2 separate regions of the Homo sapiens genome follow, and region 1 is linked to region 2. A link is a contact called in ENCODE Hi-C or POLR2A ChIA-PET data. All regions are on one chromosome and are shown on one strand. The core of a region is the stretch at or near the end of the contact, and the rest is flanking DNA. Distances in the headings are between cores, read along the strand shown.

Evidence for each region. Hi-C counts contacts between places; a loop is a spot of excess contacts on that map. ChIA-PET counts read pairs that join two places held with the same protein, here RNA polymerase II (POLR2A).
Region 1: a map of PC-9 shows a loop between it and region 2 (3-fold over the local background). The contact joins two enhancer-like sites. A Hi-C loop is called at or near these places in 4 of 168 maps with a recorded cell type or tissue (PC-9, endothelial cell of hepatic sinusoid and gastrocnemius medialis). POLR2A ChIA-PET finds 5 or more read pairs at or near these places in 1 of 52 experiments (PC-9).

Annotation. Positions count from the first base shown.
Region 1 is chr2:17,976,235-17,979,250 of GRCh38, reverse strand. No RefSeq gene overlaps it. Among named protein-coding and RNA genes, the nearest start is that of KCNS3, 99 kb to the right of the region's middle. Within about 2 kb of position 1,755, at least 11 of the 41 ENCODE cell types and tissues checked have a DNase peak (open chromatin) inside an H3K27ac peak, as active enhancers do; they include PC-9 and gastrocnemius medialis, where a contact is called at or near this core.
Region 2 is chr2:17,893,053-17,896,086 of GRCh38, reverse strand. The region is part of intron 1 of KCNS3 (potassium voltage-gated channel modifier subfamily S member 3); the gene reads right to left. Among named protein-coding and RNA genes, the nearest start is that of KCNS3, 16 kb to the right of the region's middle. Within about 2 kb of position 1,331, at least 3 of the 41 ENCODE cell types and tissues checked have a DNase peak (open chromatin) inside an H3K27ac peak, as active enhancers do; they include PC-9 and gastrocnemius medialis, where a contact is called at or near this core.

The DNA of each region.
Region 1 (3,016 bases), core at 506-3,005, 83 kb before region 2:
AAAGTTGTGGCACTTATCCTATCTGCTTTCAAGAATTACTATAAAGCTACAGTTATTCAGACAGTAATAGTATCTTAAATAAAGTGTGATATTGGCATAAATACAGCCATATTTAGCAATAGAACAGAATAAAGGGTCCAAAAACAGAGCCACAAATGACACAGGCAAAGTCAAATAAGATACAGTTTCTACTTTCAAGAGGTTCAGAGTCTACATGGAGATTCTCAGCAAGTTAAAAATTACAATTCAGTGTGACACATACTACTAGAGCCCAGATACAGGGTCTCCAGCCCACCTGAGGAGATGGATCTACAAAGTTTCCCTAGGGGAGGTATTGTCTGGGCTGAATGCTGAAAGATTAATCAGAGTTTGCACGATGAAGAGGTGAGAGTCATTGGTAGAAACATATGGGGAGGAGCAGAGACACAGATGAGCATGAGACAGCCTGGTCTCCACACAGACCTGGAGAACGGTGCATGCCGGAGTGTGGAGAGGCAGGAGAACGGAGAGGAAAACCAGCAGCCACATTGTGACAAGCTTTATGTACTAAGACAAAGGGTTGGAATTCATTCCACAGGTGATCAAAAGCCATTGAAAACTTATACACAGGGCTGTGACATGGTCATTTTTGTGTTCTGAAATGTCATTCCACTAGAAGGATAAAAAAAACAACAAAGGTAAATTAGGATTGGAGGTAGCAAGACCAGTCAGGATGCTATTGAAATATTCCAGTTGGGACATAGTGGAGCCTTAACCTACCCTAAACCTTAACCTAAGTGAGCATATGATATATTAGAGGGATGTGTGAAAGGCATAATCAGGAGGAATTGATAACTTATTAGATGTGTGGTGGAGAAAACATAGGAAATGACTTACAGGGTTTTATTTTCTTGCCTCTTTTTTTCTATCATATGTAACCTAAATTATCTGGTTTACATTTAAAAGTGAAAACAAAGCCCTCTTTGAGTAGGTGACCCCATACAAGCACAGAAGCTAGTAAATCTACAGGGTACTACGCTCACCACCACCTGGGTGACTGATTGACTGATTCAATCATACTCCAAACCTCGACATCACTCAACATACCCATGTAACACATCTGTACATGTACCCTCTGATTCTAAAAGTTGAAAGAAAATAAAAGAATCTGGAACTGAGATTTAGGAAGGTCAATTCTAAGCAGATGCAAGATGAACAGTAACATGACTGTGAACTTCTCACAACCTGGCAGGTATTGGCACAGCCCTGAGAAAAACGTCGTGGTGCACTTCACTCACAGCACTGCAATATCTCCTACTGTGTCCAGTTCATATTCATTTGCCTGCAGGGAATTCTTAGATCCTGCCCACCAAGTGTGTAACGGAGTATTTACCCAGCAAAGGCGCAGAATGTGATTCTGGAATTGTGCTTGGCCTCAATGGGGGTTAAAATGAAAACACTCTGAGCCAGTAAAAGGAGACATCAGCACACCTCAATCCAAGCTTCCATTTTTTCCTTTCCTAGTAAAGCTGTAAGGCCCTTACTGGTCTGCAAATGATTTATCTGTTTCAAGTCCTGCCAAACTTTGGACCAGCTCTCTCCAGACACTAGACTATAAATGGCTGAAGAAATAACAGGAAAGAAGCAGAGTTGAAAGGCCAGTGGGCAACTGGTTTTCTTTAGCTCTGTCTGAACTGAATAATCAGCCAACTGGGGTCAGCCCAGTCATGTGAATCCCACCTTTTGTTACTCAGGGAGACAACTCATGTGACCTCATCTCAGAGCAGTCACTGGGACTGGCAACGTTCTCAAGAGTCTTAAGCCCCACCGCATATATTCCTAAGAGCCACCAAGACTACTGTTTATTTCTTCATAAGCCACAAAGAACATTCCACTGTACAAAGTCAGCTTATTACAAGTTTTTTTAAGAAAGGAAAAAAAAAGGAGGAAAACCTGGATAATCTCTCATTGGCCTGATCCCATTCTGTTGCAGAAGGAGGAAGGAATGCAGTGTGTGGCTGCTCAAGTGACCCCTGAGAAGCTGGATCCTGGCTGCTCCAGAGGAGGAGCCATCTGTTTATAGGACTGGGTGGTGCCATGGGTAGGGTCAGGCGACAAAACAAACAGCTACAGTAGTTTCTTTCCAAAATCACTGCCTCGCCTACTTTTTGCTATCTGATACTACTGAGATGCCTATTTTCGGAATCAAAAGCACAGACAGCCTTTCTGGAAGCACCTGTTTACCTACTCAAAATAGAACAGAAATAGCCTCAAAACCCCTCCTCTTGCTGTCCTGAAGGAACATGTGAGTCAGACAGAGTTGGGTTGGGACCAGTTCCCAGTGGGGACTGTGGGGAAGAGGCTCTATCGCAGTCATCTGGGCTTTTTCAAACTATACCTCCTATCCCAATTAAAGGGCTATGGCTACTTCCCTCACCACCTTTTGAGAACTCCTGCTGTTGTAAGCCACCAGTTGATGTTGGCATAACCTTCATGTATGCATAGTGGGTGAAGGGGCTCCGAATAGCACTCACTGGCAGGGCAGCAGTTGGAGAAGGCTGCCTGTAGGCTGAAGTCTGATACCCATCTTCTGTGGTCTGAATATAGTTTGTTTGCCCCTACCAAGACTCATGGTGAAGTCTGATCCCCAGTGTTAGAGATAGGGCTTGGTAGGAGGTGTTTGGGTCATGAGGATGGATCCCTCATGAATGGCTTGGTGCCATCCTCACAGTAGTCAATGAGTTCTTGCTCTATTAGTTTCCATAAGAACTGGTTGTTGAAAAGAGCAGGTAATGCCTACTTCTTTTTGCCTTCCCCCATGAGTGGAAGCTTCCTGAGGCCCTCACCAGAAACAGATGCTTATGCCATGACAGGCTGCAGAGCCACGAGCCAAATAAATCTCTATTATTTATGAATTACCCAGCCTCAGATATTCATTAATAGCAGAACAAATGAACTAAGATCCCATCCCTGAAAGAGGTGAGGCAAAATTATAAACCCGATGCGGAATACAAAGCAGAAAATTAAATCAGGACTC
Region 2 (3,034 bases), core at 82-2,581:
GGCAACAGAGTGAGCCCATCTCTAAAAAATAAAAAGAAATAAACAAAAGAAATAAAAACATAGGTCAGAATATGCCAATACTCTATGTAAATCTTCAATAGCTTCCCAGCATCTTCAGGATGGAGTCTAAACTCTATCCTGTCTGTTTGGCCTCAGCATCCACCAATATACCTCATACCTCTGCCTTACTCCATCAAATTATTTACCATCCCCAGCTGCACCACACACTCTCCCTTCCAAACCTCATCGAAGCTGTTCTCTCTGATTGAAGTGTCCTTTTCCCTTCTTTTCCAGTTAACTCCAGTTCTGTCTTCAAGAAATCAGTCCAAATGTCGCCTCTTCCAGGAAACTTTCCCAGTGTACTCCCTTCCTTCCCTCATACACGCACCTAATGCTACACAAGCACCTCACCTTTGTGCCTGCAGAATGGTATTTCTTGGCAATATCACTGACATATGGTGGCATCAGTGCCTGCTACACAGTAAACACGTGGGAGATGTCCAGTGAAAGTTTACTAAATGAACATTCCACTTAAAGGAAAAAACAAGGGTTTTCCTGCTCAAAATGTTGTGGAGAGGGCTGCTTGGGAGGTACCTTCTCACCATATTGGCTTTCTTAGGGACTCCAGGACATGGTGATTCAATGTCTGACTAAGCTGTTGTTTTTCTATACCCCATCTGAGCACCTGACATGTTGTAGAATTTCCAAAGGATTTTAGAAAAGTGTTTATTGCTGCTAGAAGAAAACAGAGTGGTTTTTGCCAAGCTATATAAATCTTCAGCATATTTACAGCAAAACTCTCAGAGGGCGAAGTGTCTATTGCTGTAGTATGTTGCCAGAGTGACTATTTACTTCATGAGGTTAAAAAAAAAGCTTTACTTAACTTTTTAAAAGATATAATAAATATGATGGTTTATATAGCATCTAGACCATTCTTTGGAAGGTAGTGAAAATGTGTTTATGCTTCACAAACATCCGTATCCAGTCCCTGAAAACTATCCTGGGAGGATTTTTTAAACGCTTTGCCCAGAACTATCAATTATAACTAATCCTACACTTCATCAATATAAAAAAATTATAAAATAATGAGATCCCCAGGCAATGCAAGTCAAAAAAGTTTTAAATTTGACTTATTAAAATGAATTCTCACACCTATCCTTTCTCCAGCCCATTTTCTAAATTCACCCAGCTCTCTGAGTTTCCAAGTTCTCCATACAAGAAAGAACAAGGTAGAATTGAGCTGAGGAAGCAAAGGAGGTCTTTGGAAGAACACCCACACCCTCCAACAAGCCCAGCAGTGATGTTAGCCGGCTCAGGGCCAAGCCTCAGGAGATGGCTGTAGGCACCATCTCTGAACAGGTGCAGGCTTTCCTTCTGCCATGCAGAAAGTTCTCACTCCACAGCAAATACAAATGCACACTTGGGAAAAACAAACCCCAGGCAATCTGGAGTAAAACGTGGCTTTCTCTACCTGATGTTCACAATCAAAGTTTCTGTGAGTTTCCTACTGAAGTCAGTTTAACAAGGGAAATTTGAAATAGTTCCACACTCAATCTATTTGGTGGTATCTGAAGAAGGTCACAGTAGAATGGCCTGAACAGGGTTTGTGGAGGACTGTTATTGTCTGTTACACAAAAAAATATAATATGCTCTTTTGTGGTTTGTCTACTTACATCAAATTAGCTAAGCAGTCCACATTAGTGAGCACTGCCCCATCTAGGGTGTGTGTTTGCATGGATGGGTGTGTGGTGCAAGTGTGTGGCCCCCTTCCTAGGAGAGAAAACTCATCTCCTCCCTTCTACATCATATAGTGCTCCGGTCCTGGTACTCAAAACCATGTCACTGTGCACTCATTAGGGCTTATATCTGCTTTGGTGGGGCAGTCTGAAACCTAATCCTAGTGTCTAATGATGTCTGCATGGAAATTGTTTCTGAGTTGCTCACATAACATAAATGAAGGACTGTAAAACAGGGCTTGCTTATGTATTCTTAACTCCATTGATGTGGGTTATAGGGATGACTGGTAAAAAGCAACTAAAAGCAAATCTACTGGAATTCAGGGCCACATTAAACTGTCCATCCTGTACTCTTTACTTCAAACCCCCATACATAGATATATTAAAAAAAAAAAAAAAAAAAAAAAAAACTGGCTCCTGGGATCATGGCAGAGGGGAGGAAGGACTAGATTGCAGCTCCGGCATGTGGAGGCTCGCATTGTGAATTTTAGCTTCAGATTGGCTGCAAGAACAAATCAGAAATACTGAGAGGACCACAGACCCTCTGAAGGAAGCGGACTGCTCCTGCAGGACCCAGGAGACCCACAAATACTGTGAGTGCCCCAACTGCGGAAGTGGGAAAGGTAGACCCTCCTCCCCCAAACACACACCCCCAGTGGAGAAGCTGAAGGTCTGTTTGCAGGAGAAGTTTCCAACTTTACCTGGAGCTGAGTCAAGTTAGAGAGCCGAGCGAAATACAGAGGAAGCAGCAGAAAAGCCCTGGGAGCTCACTGGGTCCCCAAGCAGTCCATTCCTGCCTGGCACCACGGGGATCCATCATGAGGGTGCCCAGAGATGCAGGGGGTAAAATTCAACAAGGAGAAGGAATTCTCTAGGCAAACTCTGTAACAATTTGAACGGGGCGAGAAGCCCCCTGGCCAGAACTCAGGAGAGGTTGCGAATCCTAATCCGGCATGCAGACTTCACAGGCCAGGAAGAATTAAAGCCCTTTCTTTCTCAGCTGGGAGGCAGATGGCCTCGGGCAAGTTTTCAAGACCCTCTCACTCTCCACCTGGAAACAGACTCCAGGCTGTAGGAGGGGACAGGGTGGGAGTGGGACCGGCCCTTCAGTTTGCATGGGAACTGGGTGAGGCCAGTGACTGCCAGCTTTCCCCCACTTAACTGAAAACCTGCATGACTCAGCAGAGGCAGCCATAGGTACACAACTCCAGTGACCTGGGAATCTCACCTCCATCCCCCACAGCAGCCACAGCAAGACCCACCCAAGGAGAGTCTGAGCTCAGACACATGTGCCTGGC